Regions from separate parts of the Homo sapiens genome. Here region 1 is linked to region 2. A link is a contact called in ENCODE Hi-C or POLR2A ChIA-PET data. All regions are on one chromosome and are shown on one strand. Each heading gives the region's core, a stretch centred on a gene start or an enhancer-like site at or near the end of the contact. The rest is flanking DNA. Distances are from core to core; before and after follow the strand shown. Region 1 holds the start of C1QTNF8 (C1q and TNF related 8). Region 2 holds the start of LMF1 (lipase maturation factor 1).

The links. Hi-C counts contacts between places; a loop is a spot of excess contacts on that map. ChIA-PET counts read pairs that join two places held with the same protein, here RNA polymerase II (POLR2A). Pooled maps may share reads with other maps.
Region 1: a loop to region 2 is called in a map of ascending aorta, with 5 times the contacts of the local background. The contact joins the promoter of C1QTNF8 here to the promoter of LMF1 in region 2. A Hi-C loop is called at or near these places in 2 of 168 maps with a recorded cell type or tissue (ascending aorta and gastrocnemius medialis), 4 of 37 single-sample maps with no recorded cell type and 9 of 50 pooled maps. POLR2A ChIA-PET finds 5 or more read pairs at or near these places in 1 of 52 experiments (PC-3).

What each region holds. Positions count from the first base shown.
Region 1 is chr16:1,094,704-1,101,737 of GRCh38, forward strand. C1QTNF8 (C1q and TNF related 8) reads right to left here and starts at 1,541. Exons shown (of 5, transcript NM_207419.3): 1 at 1,453-1,541; 2 at 912-1,085; 3 at 12-230. The coding sequence starts at 219.
Region 2 is chr16:967,086-973,849 of GRCh38, forward strand. LMF1 (lipase maturation factor 1) reads right to left here and starts at 3,899. Exons shown (of 11, transcript NM_022773.4): 1 at 3,703-3,899. The coding sequence starts at 3,895. RefSeq lists enhancers at 2,104-3,095, 5,078-6,068 and a silencer at 3,141-4,310.

The sequences.
Region 1 (7,034 bases), core at 291-2,790, 130 kb after region 2:
ACGGGCCTCACCTTTGAGGATTTCGATGTCTATAGTGGGCCGTACTCGAGGCAGCCCCCTCCACAGGTCCCCCCTCCACAGGTCCCTGTCACTCACCCGGGCATAGGGTCCAGGGGGCCAGGCCGGGCGGCAGCAGTGCACACAGGGCCTCCTGGGCAGCCCGGGCCAGGCCCCCACGGGCAGCAGCAGTGCTAGGAGCAGCAGGGCGGGGGCTGCCATCTTGGCCAGGGCTGGGGGAGAGGAAAGAGGGGAGGGACTGAGAAGGAGGTGCCCCAGCTGGAGCCCCCAGACCCTACGGCAGCCCGGCCCTGCCCCCGTTGGGAATACAGCCAGTGGAGGCGGGAGCTTCTGCCTGGGCACGGACGGTCCTGGCCCAGTGGGTGAGGCCAAGGCCGAGGCTCAGGGGCTGCTACACTCTGGGCCGCACCAGGCACCCTGCACACCTGGAGTCGGGGAGTCCTGGTCCCCAAAGCTGGGGCCCCCACACCCGGCAGATGGTGGGGAAGCCGTTGTGGGACACAGAGGTCTCTGAGACAGCCCTCTAAACTCAGGAGCGGGTAGCCGCCCAAGGCCCCACCCACTGTGGCTGGGCAGAGCCCTGGGGCGTGGTGGCTGGTCTGCTCCAGGGAAAGGCCCCCCAAGGCTGGCCTGGGGTGGGGGGCCCTGCACAGTGCACAGAGGCACCGTCTCAGCCAGGCCCAGAGAGCCTCTCGTCCGGAGCCCCCAGGGCAGGGCCTGCAGGGGCCTCGGGAGGCCACTCCTCTGCCTCCCCCAGACTAGGGAAGGATGGTCCCACCTTGGTGCCGAGGGGAAGCCAGAGCCAACCTGGGTCCCCCTGAGCAAGGTAGGCCCCCTCCCAACAGCAGCTGCCCCAACAAGCCTGGCCCCCCTGCCAGGTGGGCCTTGCCTACCCCACTCCCCTCACAGCCACATCTGGAGGCTTGGCCAGGAGTGTCTTCCGCTAGGGCAGGTGCACGGGTCGGGATCCTCAATATTCCCTGAAGATGGGCTCTGCTGGACAAAGATCTAGGCTGCCTCCTTCAGGAAGCCCTCTGGGATTGTAGCACAGGGCAAGGTCCTTCCTCCTGCAGTGGGTCATTCCAGGTGGGTGGAATGTCTCTGGCAGTTGAGACACCCTCTGCCTGCCTCCCCATGAGCTCAGCAGACCCTGACTCACCCCCTGGCCCCACTGGACACCACAAGAGCCCCCCTGGACTCCTCCGGCAGAGGGAGCCTGGCAGGAGTGGGTGTGTGCATGCACGGAGGCCTGCAGGAGCCCCCACGGAGTTCCCGGCCGTCCCAGCCCCTGGCCCTGCCTGGCAGACAATCAGGGCTGGATCATGCTCCGCTGGGGTTCAGGGGGAGCCCGACCTGCCCAGGGCGGCTGTGAAGACTCCCACAACCAGCCCCAGGCCCTGTGCTTCCTGTTACCGTCTCAGGGATGCTCCCTGCCTGGCCGGCCGTCTGTGTTACTGTCCCAGCAACCCAGCCGTCAAAGAGCCCTTTCATGCCCGCCTGGGCGCCCGTGGCTTCCTCTGGGCTGTCCAAGAGCAACAGGCCGAGAGGCCAGCTCCGCCGAGCCCTGGACAGGATCCTGGCAGGGCCCCTGTGTCCACTGCGAAGCCTGCCTCGCGGCCCCAGGGTCCTCCTGCCAGCCCCGTGCCCATGAGCGGGGCTGGGGCCCGGCGTCTTGGCCGGCTGGGTTGGGGGATGGTGCCGTGGGCACGCAGCTCTCCTCCATCGGGAAACCAAGCCTGCTGCCCGCCTGGGGTGCGGCGCCCTGAGGAGAAGCAGGCAGATGGAAGCTGTGGCTGGGCGGGCCCGGCGGGGGGGCTGTAGGCCGAGGCCCGTGTTCGGGGCCCAGACCAGGGCCTCCATGCTGCACGGGGCCCCCATGGCCACCAAGCCACCGGGTGACGCACAGCCCTCATGCTGCTGGCGGGGAAGCCAGGCTGGATGGAGCCCAGGAGCGCAGCCTCCCCAGGCTCCGTGGGGTCTCTTCATTCCCTCATGACACCCCTGGGGAGGCCCCGCACCAGCCCCGCCTCTCAGCGGATAAGGACTGGGCCGGACGACTCGCGGGAATGACTTCTAGGCCTCCCAGGCCTCAGCGGGCGGGGGCTCCATTCTCTGTGGGCCCCAGGCCAAGCCCACACAGCACCTTGGCCTTGTCCCGCTCCGACCCTGGGCCTCTGGACACGGACACGCGGCCATTCCCCACAGGTCCTTCCTCCACAAGCCGGCCCCTGTTGTGGGAGGTGCTGGACGTGGCAGGAGAATTGTGGCGGCCTTGCCTGAAAGCAGGCTGTGGGCGGGGAGGGGCCCCGAGCTGGCTCAGTCCCCTCGGCAGATTTGTGTGCGACCTGGGGTCCCGCTCTCCCCGCAGCCCCTCAGCTTGGCCTGGCCCTCAGCACCCCCATGCTAAAGACCGAGGAGGAAAGGAGGACAGGAGGTGAGGGGAGACCAAGGGGTCCCCCCTGTGGGAGCTTCGTGTGCCAGGCTGCGGGCAACGGGCTGGGGAGGGCTGTGGTGGGGACCGCACCAGCTGTAGCCGGTTCCAGGCTCCCCCCTCCAGGTGGCCCTGGGCGGTGACAGCTCACCCTTGGCAGCGGCACCCACTAGGCCCAGCGGCCCCCTCTGGGGACAGCCATCTTCACCCTGTTGGCTGTGGTGACACAGATGGGGTGTGAAGACCTGAGCGCCTGTGACTATGGCACCTGCATCCGACCGAGCCGGCTCAGCGTGGCTGTGCCCTGGGCGGCGAGAACACAGCTCTGCAGATGTGTCCCAGTGGGACAGTGTGCTCCTGGGGCTTGCAGAGAAAGACGGGCGGACGCCCACACTCTGCTGTGCCCTGGGTCTGAGCCTCAGCCTCCCATGCCCGTGAAATGGGCACCCATGGAGCTCAGAAGTATCCAGAGCGTCCCTGAGGCCTAGACACAGGGAACCCTGTGCCCCTCAGTGCCCCCCGACGCCAGCAGAACTGCCCCCTAAAAAGAGAGGCATGTTCCTGACAGTCCCCCTTGAGGGCAGGTCCCAGAGCCTCCCCACGCACAGAGCAGGGTGGAGGGAGGCTGAGGGGTGGGTGAACGGCCCGGGAAGGGTGCCTTTGGGTCCCTTGGGTTCGGGTGGCCCGGGATGACCCGTCCTGGGGAGAGTCCGTCTGGGCAGGCGGCTGGCAGGGCCGATGCCTGAACTATGTGGCACAGAAGCTGCAGGCCAGGCCTGAGTGGGGTGGGCAGGGAGCGCGGGGGGTGACTCAGTGGGGCAGGACAGCATGTCTCCTGGACAGAAATAGCCCTGGCCAGGCATGACCGCGGCATTGCCGTGGCGACGGGGGAGCGGCTGCTGCCGGGTGCCCTGGGGCCCACCCCCCACAGACACCCAGCAGCGTCCCAGGCGGGCCCCGGGAGGGCCGCCCCCTCTCCGTGCTGCGGGGCGCTTGTGCCAGTGAGGTGCGGGTGGAGGTGCCAGGCACTGGGGGAGGGGGCCTCAGCAAGACCCCCGACTCCACCCCTCTCTCCCAGCCTTCAGCTCCCTGCTGTACAGACTGGGGGCTCCTGGACGCCTGGGCTCACTCAGCCCCCGAGAGGAGTGGATGATCTTTCTAAAGGAAGGCGTTTGGGGTCCACCCAGAAAGTGGGGAGGGCTCCATCCCTGGGTTTCAGGATTTTACTACTAGACTGCGAAAGTCTGGGCCTCCTTTTTCAGCACAAGGCGGGCGGCCCCCGCGTGCCCTAGTCCAGTGGTCTGCCTGCACGTGGGGGAGTGGGGAGGTCAGGAAATTGGGGGCGGGGGTGTTGGCCCCTCTCCAGCCGGGGAGTCGCCCCCATTGCTGCAGCCATCAGCCTGGCCCTGACGTGGGAGCACAGTGGGCGCAGGGACCCCTGGGCTCAGTGTCCCCAGCTGTAAAGTGCACGTGAGGCCTGACATTGGAACCTGCCTTGTGCTCGGAACAGCGCCTGGCTCCGTGTTCCCAGGCTGGTGCCACCAGCCAGCCTCAGCGACTCCTTCCAGGCCCCCTCCCCCGTGCCCCAACCCTCGGCTTCTCATCAGCCACCCCCTCCCCGAGGGGACATGCCAGAGCGCTGCCTGGGCCTGGGCAATAATGAGGCCTGAGTGCGCGGCCGGCGCGGAGGGACCATTATCTCCCAAGGCTCTTAATGGCCACTGGCCGAGAGTACATGTGATGAGCCGCCACAGGAGGTGACAGCAGCCGGCAGCTCCCTGTGGGGCTGGAGCAGACACGGCACGGGGACCTCACCCCAAACCCACACCCACGGAGGCTGGCACGGGGTCTGAGTTCCACCCAGAGCCCTGGATGCGGGATGGGGCAGTGCCAGGCCACCCCTCCTGCAGCTGCCACCCACCCACACCCTCCCCCTCCCTGGCCATGGTGTCCCAGGTGGCAGGGAGTGAAGCCCCCACCCAGGAGCCTCCCGTGGCTCAGGGGCCTTTGAGTTCACCAGCTTCTGCCTGGCTCCAGGCCCCCCCATGCCAGGGGGACTGCAGAGAGGCGGTTCCTCGTTCCCCCGGCAGGTCACTGCTCCAGACCGTCTGGTGCTCTTGAGCAGCTTTGAGGGGCTGCGTGCACAGGACATGAGCTGCCTGCAGCCCCCGGGTGAGGCTCCACGCTGGGTCCTCTTCTCTGTTCCTGGCTGCTCAGACCCAGTGGCAACAGCACCCAGGGTGAATTTTAATGGCCCCAAAGAATGAGAGTCGGGCCCTGGTTGTCGCCGTGGTGACCGGCGGCTCCTAACGAACAACATGGCTTCCGTGGTGACAGGAGGTGACATTTTCTCTGGAACATCCTGTGCTGGAGAGAAGGTTCTGGAAGCTCTCAGGCCCACCTTTCAGGGTCAGGGTCTGCCCCTCTGGGAGGGGCCAGGTGGGCAGAGGAATCGTTGCTGCCCGGCAGTGGGGCTCCGAGCTGGTGGGGGGCCCGGTCCGGTCAGCAATGAGCCTATCGCAGCACGGCCTCTCCCAAATCACAGCAGCTGCCCTGCTCCCTGGGCGGTCCCGGGGCTGCAGGAGAAAGGGCAGGAGGACCCATCCGTGCTAAGGCTTGGAGCTGAATCACGTGGCAGGGCCTGGGCTTTCCCGGGCCTCGGCGTCCTGTCTGCAAAACGGGGATAAGTACCCTCTCTCCGGGGTCACCAGCATGGGCTGGGGCCTGGCCACTGCCTACATGCAGCTCCCCCCACCACCAGACAGCAGGGGGGACCGCCTGAGTCCATCCCACCTGCTGGGGGTGCCCTCGCACGCCCCCGCCACACACACCTCTTCCTCCCACAGGGCCCAGGGCTGAGGGAGAGGGGCTGCCTGGGCAGGCACCCGGGTGAGAGAGCCCAGAGACCTGAAGGGCTTGGCCTCAGTGAGCTCCAGATGAGGCGAGAGGCCCAGCCCTTGTACCTTGGCCTGTGCTGTGGAAGTCAGGCCCCCTCCTCCAGGAAGCCCTCCCTGCCCCACCTGCTCACACACAGCCTCGCCCAGATTTCTCCCCGTGCAGGCTCCGCCCGCCAGGTGACCGTGCTGGCAGTCAGCACCGTCCCCTCCCCACAGCAAACAGCAGGAGACTTGGGGTGGCGTTTTTCCTCTCCAGCAGTGGCCTCTGCAGGGGGTGTCAGCAGGTGGGGGAGAGAGGTCCGGTAGCCCCACTTGAAAGGCGCCCCACTCTCCTCCCAGCGCCCCCCGCGCAGCATCTTCCACCTGCTGATCTCACCCAGCTCACAGGTGTCCCAGTGGGTGGTTGAGGCAGAGGGGCTTGTACCTGTTACCTCCCCGTCCCCTCCAGGCTGGTATAGGAGCCCTATGGGCCTGGGTCTTGGAGACGGCACCCCCACCTACATGCTCTCCGGGTGGGCCCCATCCTGGGGGGTGCGGGAGGGACCCCCTGCCGATCTGCCTGTCTAAGTCTGGGAGTCCTGGGGACAGTGGGGCTGCGGAAGGGGGCAGTCTGGGTGGGACCCACCTGGAGGATCCTCCCAGCTGGTGCACCAGCAGTGGGAGGAGCTCCGGGCAGAGCGAGTGCCCAGTCTCAAAGGATATGAAGTTGAGGCTGGGGGCCTAGAGGTGCAGGGGGAGGAGGTGGGGAGGCGCGGGGGGAGGGGGCGGGGAGGTGCGGGGGGAGGGGGCGGGGAGGTGCAGGGGTCCCAAAGGATGTCCCAAGGCCCCAAGACTCTGGCGAAAGGACGGAGGAGCCAGCACTGGTGGGGGAGCGGGGAGGCGAGCAGGGAGCGGAGCCGGATGGCCAGGCTCTGGGCTGGACACGCCATCCGTGGCTGGGCTGTGCTGTGGAGCCCCAGCCCTCACCTGCTCTTGTCCTGCCCTCTGAGGCCCGGGGGCTCCTGCTCCTGGGCTCTGACACCAACCCTGTCATCCCACGGATGAGTCCGTGGGTAGAGCTGCCACACGGGGGACTGAGACTCCAGCCCAGACGGACAGTGAGGGGAAGCCCCGCCCTGGCGCACACGCCCCGTGTGGAAAGCTAACGTGCTCTTTATTTGGGAGACGGGACAGAAAACGCAGGACGGCGCCTGCACGGTGCCAGATACTCACTGGCAGCCAGGCGCAGCTGCAGGACCGTGGGGTAGCGGCGTGGTGGCCATGCACGCCTGGCGGTCGACATAGAGGCTGTTGGTCTTGACGGCGATGTTTTTCTCCAGGCTCCTGCACGTACTCCAGGTTGCCCAGCGACTGCTCCACTTCTAGAAGCTTCTCCCGCAGCACCACCAGGGACGCATGCAGCCCCTCCACCTCATTCCCCAGCCTGAGGGTGCGGGGCATGAGTGGGGCTGCAGAAGGGAGCAGCAGGCACCTTCCAGTCTGGGAGGGACAGGACCCAAGGCTCACAGGCTGGGACTGGGGCAGCAGGAGGTCCTGGCAAGACCCCGTGAAGGATCCCTAAGGGAAGTCCACCAAAAAAAGCCCCGGTCTGTGATTTTCCGCAGCGTCTGCAGGCAGCACAGTGCCTGTGGGCCTACACCTGGGGCAAGCAGGGTGCTGGCGTCCCCGTGCCCCGGTGTGTGGGCCGG
Region 2 (6,764 bases), core at 2,649-5,148:
CCAGCTCTACCACTGGCGCTGTAACAGACACAGGGCTGCTGGAAATTCCAGGAGTCCAGCCCCAGCTGCCTGTGGCCGCCCATGGACGGACCTGGCCAGGCCCCCTGGGAGGGGGATTTCAAAGCATCAAGGAGCCGGCCTGGCTGACGAGGCTCCAGACCAGCTGTTTGCCACACACGCCCCCGTACTGCAGGGTTGACCAGTGAGGGCCTCAATCTTCCGCAGGGAACGCCGGGCCACAACGTCGACGCACGACCCTGGGGGTTCCTGCCATAAAACAGTGAGGGATTCTGGCCAGGCTGCTCTGCCCTCTGTTCCGGTGAGCCTGGGCATGGTGCCCACTCTTGGGTTCGGTTTCCTTATTGCGCACACAGACAGCAGCAGGCCTGACTGCAGGAGGCACCGGCACCCATGGGCGGCCGGCACTGCCCCTACACACCAAGAACATGGCACCCAGGTCCCGCTGCTTAGGCCGGAAACTCCTGTCACATAAGCTTTTACTCGTCCAGATTTCAGCCATTCCTGGGAGTGACATCTGTGCTGAGGGGAAGCTCAGTGTCAGTGTCAGGCATCCCCGACCACCTCGGGCAGCCTCGGTCCTCCCAGGAGCCGTCACGGCCCGAGAACGCCGCTGCCCAGATGTGAACCGGGTGTCCAGGATACGCAGGCTGCACAGTGGCGTGAATGAAGGGCAGGGCTGAACTCCAGGGCCTACGGACAATCGCTGCACAGCCGGGCCAGTGGCTGACCCTGCTTCCTCGCTGTCCACTGGGGGTAGTGGCGTTGTCACCAGGAGGTCAGCACCGGGCAGGGTGCTACTTCAGCATCTGCTCAACGCAGTAATCACACTAGGGACCCGAGTCCACACGTCAGGAAGACAGGTGTGTCTTCAACTCTGAGCCCTGTGAAAATGCCGCTTTCCGCTAACACACTCCGGCTCCCACAGCACAGCAGGGCATGCCCGACACCCCAGGACGCCCGCGGTATGCACGTCTGTGTGCAGTGAGCACACCCCTAGCACCTACACACCTCGGTGGCAGCACATGGAAACGCCCAGGCCCGCGGTGGGAAGGAGCCAGCCCCAGGACGGATGCAAAGTCAGGTTGAATGCAGAGGCCTGTCGCTGGCAGCCGGCCTCTCCAGGTCTGGCTTCGAAGCTTCCCCGACAGGGCAGGCGTTTCTGTGTTCTCCTGATCTGTACATCTTTACTACATGTCTGCTGAGACAATCTGCCTAAGGGTAAGCCTCCCTCAGTTCAATGTCTTTTAACAAGGGGAGTTTCCACAGAATACATTTGGTTATGTGTTTAATTACAAGTGTTTCAATAGCTATAAACATTGTAAAATTCAGTATCAAGTGAAATATTTGGAGAGCCCCTATGGCAACTTGGAAAAACCCTGGGATTCTGAGGAACAGGGAGTAGCGCACAGTCCCAGTAAAATCCAGAACTTTCTAGAAGGAGATAAATGCAGGATGACTGCCTGCTTGCCCTGGGCCAGCTCAGCCAGAAAACCATGTCCCTGAAAGATGGGAAACTGGTTCCTTGATACAGCAGAAAAACACTGATTCTACCCCAAATGTACTCACAAGACAGAAGAACGTGCATATGTCAAGGAGAAATGTTCAATGCTGGGCACCAGGCTTAAAATATCCGCTTGACCCAGTGGCTTAAAAGCAGTTCCTTCTGAATTGAACAGAGAATCCCTGCGGAGATCAAAGGAGCCTCAGCTCGTTTGAAAGAGTCTGAGCTGGTTTTATGAAGCTGTGCTCCGGAGGCAAGGCCGCTGGGACTTCCTGCTGTATCTCGGGCTCCCCTGTGGAAGGCCTATTAGAGCCTCACAGCTTCACTTTATCTCTACTTCATCGTTTGCTAAGTGACAGCACCAACATTTAAAATGACTGTTTAATACTGTGGAGGGAAAAGCAACCTGGGAAGAACTACTTTTTAAAATAATTGCAGGCCGGGCATAGTGGCTCACGCTTGTAATCCCAGCACTTTGGGAGGCCCTGAGGTCAGAAGTTCGAGACCAGCCTGGCCAACATGGTGAAACCCTGTCTCTACTAAAAATATTTTTAAAAATTAGTCAGGCATGGTGGTGCGTGCCTATAATCCCAGCTACTCGGAAGGCTGAGGCAGGAGAATCGCTTGAACCCAGGAGACGGAGGTTGCAGTGGGCCGACATGGTGCCGTTGCGCTCCAGCCTGGGCAACAGAGTGAGACTCCGTCTCGAAAAAAATAAATAAATAAAATAAAATAGTTGCTTTAAAGAAAGAGAGAGAGAGACACAGACCCAGTTGAAGCCGATACTGCAATCCCACAGGAAACCTTGTAGTGATGAGCGCGTCTCATCACTTTGCACCAGGAGGTGGAAAGTATCACACAAATGTCACACAAAACGTCGAACTGAGCATCACTCCAGCACAACCAGGCTACCAAACTTCCCGCGACGTGTGTGGCACAAAGGCTGTGCAAAGAAGAACTTCTGCAACCTGACCCTTTCCTTCCACACGTGAGGGAAGCAGACGATGGAAGGAAAGGGAGACGTCCAATGCCCACGGCCTACAACCAACGCGTGGGCAACGCCCGGGGCCAGCAGCTCCGGAGCCCTCTGGGACGGTGACTGCCCACGCGCCCCGCTGGCTGCATCTCGGCCTGGCAGGCTCCCCTCACTTCCATACTCATTTGAGAGCCTCACTTGAGGTTCGTAGCTCCTGACACGTTGGGCTTATGAAACATGTATCCGTGTGATCACATGTCACCGTGATCACAGAACCGTTCTCTTCCAAACCAGTTCTGGGTTGTAGGGACTGGGGAGAGAGGGAGTTGGAATCGCCAGCTGCCCCTGGCCAGGGGATCCAGAGGTTTTGAGCGTGAACTGACTTTTCTCAGAGCTCTGCTCTGTAGGCTGCGCACGCGGGCCCCGCACAGCTGTGGGGTGAAGGGTCTCCGCCAGTGGACCCGGCCAACCACATCCCACAGTGAGGCGCAGGCTTCACTTGCAGATGAGGTTCCGGAGCTGCCCCCAGACCTCCGCTGGGAATCTTCCCGAACGCAGACTGAGCTAGTCGAGAACACTAAAGGAGAAACTCCAGTCTGGCCACCAGCCAGTCACCTTCCCTCAGCCCCTGGGAGACGCGAAGGAGGCTCCCGGGCCGGCTCCTCGGATTTTGGCAGGGGCCGCACGCGGCAGGGATGTGGCGTGCGGGCGTCCAGTTACAGTGGGAACCTTCACCGTCAGCACAGCGCTGTGTCGGGGACAGCAGGAGCGCCTCGCCTCTCCAGGCCGCCCCCCGCCCCGCAGCCAGGACGCAGACCCCCGACCTGCGCACGGACGGGTGACCCTCCACCTGCCCAGCTCTCCTGGGAACTCCTGGGCCAGGGCCCGGGCCGGCCCCGCCTCGCATAGCCCCGAGCCGGTCCTGGCAGGCGCGGCCGTGCAACTTCGGGGCTGCGGGTGGAACCGGGAGCCCAGGAGCCCAGGCCGGAGGCTCGAGGCGGCGACAGGGGTAGGGCCGGGTGCGCTGTCGCCAGCAAGCCTTGTCCTGCCCTGCCCGCCCCGCCTTGCCCGGGCCCCAGCAGGAAGGAGGGCTGCGTGGGGGCGCCGCGGCCGCGAGACCGCGCGGAGGAGTCTCGAGGGAGGGCGGGGGTCGTGGTGCGCGGAGGTGACACTGGCGGATGTCCCGGGCCCGCCCGGCACTCACAGTACACGAAGGCTAGGGCCTTCAGGAGCACGATCCGGGTCAGCCAGAAGGTGCCCGTGTGGAGATGGGCCGGAGAGCCTGCGGGGCCACGCCCCGGCGCGGGCGGCGACTCAGGCTCCGGATCCGAGTACCCAGTCTTCCGCCTCCTCAGCGACTCCGCGGGCGCCGCCATTGTTGGGCTGTCAGGGCGCATGTGCGGGGAGGGCGCACTCCCGGAGGCCCCGCCCATTCTCGGAGGCCCCGCCCATTCTCGGAGGCCCCGCCTCTCCCTGGCCGGCCCTGCCCACGGCCGAAGGCCCCACCCACACCCCGGGAGGCCCCGCTCACAGTCCCGGAGGCACCGCCCCCTCCAGCCGGCCCCGCCCACGCGCGGGAGCGGGTGCCCGGAGCCTGCCTCCTTCGCAGTTCTCGCTGGGCGCTGCTGCGGGTAGGGCGCGGGGCCGGGTACCTGGGAGGTGGTGCGCGTCGCCCGACCCGAGCTCACTGGGGCAGGCACGCGTGCCTTCCGTCAGTCCGAGTTGCAGAGGCCAGGTGCCCTCCCCCAGCCAGGCGCCTTCCCAGCTGTGGTCCTGGGGAAGGTGGGCTGCACAGGCCCTGGCGGTGCTACCACTGCGTGCCCCTGCCTCACAGCTGACACTCACTCTCTGCGGAGGAGGGTGCTAGGGCGATCGTCGCAGCCAGCAAGGGACAGAGTAGGCAGGGCTGTGCCTGGAATGCTCGGGGGACCCTCCCCTTTCTCCCAGCCTGAGCACCCTTCCGCCTTTGCACAACCCAGCTCCTGCCTGCCCTTGGGACTGGACTTCAAGCTGTGGGGGAAGAGGGGGACTCAGGACTCAGGAGGGAAGGGCTAACTGCCCAATGCCCCAAACAGAACATGAAGGAGGACGCCAGCACTCTACACTCTGATGACTGGAGCGGGGTTCTGGAGGCTGATGTGAAGCGGGTGCTAGGAAGGGCTGGGGTCACAGGCATTCCTTAGAGGAAAGAAAGGGCGTGAGGCTAGAGTAGGCATTGGAGACCTAGGGGTTAGTGAATAAACTGTGGGGCACTTAGGTGGAAGTGCAGATTTCTCCTTATTCATTTGTCAGCACTCTTTACGTATGAAAAATCCTGTTCTTTTGTGTATATTGGAAATATTTGTCCTGGTTTTTTGTTTTTGTTTTCATGTATTCTTCTCTTTTGCCTCTCTAGCTTTCCTAGTGTTTTGGCGTATCAATTATCGCCACTGGGTTGGTCAAATGACCCGTCTTTATTGCTTGTTTAATTACCTGTTTAATTATATCTTCACCACCTGCAGTGTGAGCCTTGTGTGGGCAGGGACTGACTGTGGACATCGGGCCCCCAAATCCAGGCCTGACCAGCAGTGGCCCGAGCTTCCTCTCAGCCTCCACCTTCCCTGTGTTGCTGGGGCCGTAGCATACGTGTACATCTTATGGTTTAATTCATTTTTAGTTTCCATTTCTTTTCTATGAAACCCCCCTTAGGAGCCCAGCTGTGAAATGGGACCCTGTTAAAGATGTTGCAACGGGTACGAACACACAAACATCCTCCGCATGCTGGCCCAGCCTCCGGGAGCGTGGTGTGTGCCTGAGGGCTCGGAGCCTTGGGGATCGCAGGAGGCATCGGCCCTGGCTGGCGCCCGGCACCCAAGTCCCTCCACAGAGCCCACGACCCGTACCTCTCCTCGTGACCTGGGGGCCAGCTTAGGAAGGGCCGGCACAGCCCACACTGTTCCCCTCATCTGTGGGGAACAGGGAGCCCCACACCCTGGGACCACGCCTGCAGAGCGGGCCCTGTCTGGGTGCCAGGCCTGCTAGGGGACGGACGGCGAGAGGGACTGCCCTGCGTCAGGTGTGGCCCTGCGCTGTCCTCAGGTGGGGCTGCCCTCACAAGGAGGCTTTGTGCACAGCTTCCCCTCGCTGGGCCGAGCTGCTCTCCCCGCGAAGGGCACAATGGGGCATTGTGCAGAGCAGAAAAGGGCCTCTTGTTCCAGCTTCCAGCGCTCCGGGCTCCGGCTCTGCATTTGCCCAGGGTGGGAGCAGTCAGCGGAAGGGTCTGCTGGGAGCTCCTGTTCTCTCTGAGCTCAAGTTTCCCTCAGGGTCTGCTCTCTTGAGACGCTGACCGCAGGGGTCCCATCCACTGCCCAGAATGGCTCCAGAGCAGGTCACCGGGGGCAGGGCTTGGGCCGGGGAGAGGTGGACCAGCAGCTCTGGTCGTGCCCATTTCAGCCTGAATTTAATCAAAAGTGCACTGGGTTATGATTCAGCCATCAAAAAGAATCCAGGAGCCGGGCGCCTGTCATCCCAGCACTTTGGGAGGCCGAGGCAGGTGGATCACCTGAGGTCAGGAGTTCAAGACCAGCCTGGCCAACATGGTGAAACCCCGCCTCTACTAAAAATACAAAAAAATTAGCCAGGTGTGGTGGCGGGCACCTGTAATCCCAGCTACTCGGGAGACTGTGACAGGAGAATCGCTTGAACCCGGGAGGTGGAGGTTGCAGTGAGCCTAGATCGCGCCACTGCACTCCAGCCTGGGCCACAGAGCGAGACTCTGTCTCACTAAAATAAAACATAAAATAAAAAGGAATCCAGTTCTGACACGTGCTACAACACAGATGAACCTCAGAACATCAAGCTCAGTGGGACAGGACAGACGCGGAGGTCATGAGTTGCGTGAGCCCATTTACATGAAATGTCCGGGGTGGGCAAAGCCACGGGGAAAGGAGGGAGCTCTGTGGTCCAGGTCTGGGGACGGGGAGTGGGGAGCCAGTGGTCCGGGGGTAGGACGTTTTCTTTTGGGCTGATGAGAATCTTCTGGAACTAGGCGATGGCTGCCCAGCACTGTGAGGTGCTAAACACCGAGTCGTTCACTGGCAAATGGCTTATTTCATGCTATGTGAATTTCGCCTCGAATTTTAGAAAAGTAAAATGAGGCCGGGCACCGGGGCTCACGCCTGTAATCCCAGCACTTTGGGAGGCCGAGGCGGGTGGATCACGAGGTCAGGAGATCGAGACCATCCTGGCTAACACGGTGAAACCCCGTCTCTACTAAAAATACAACAA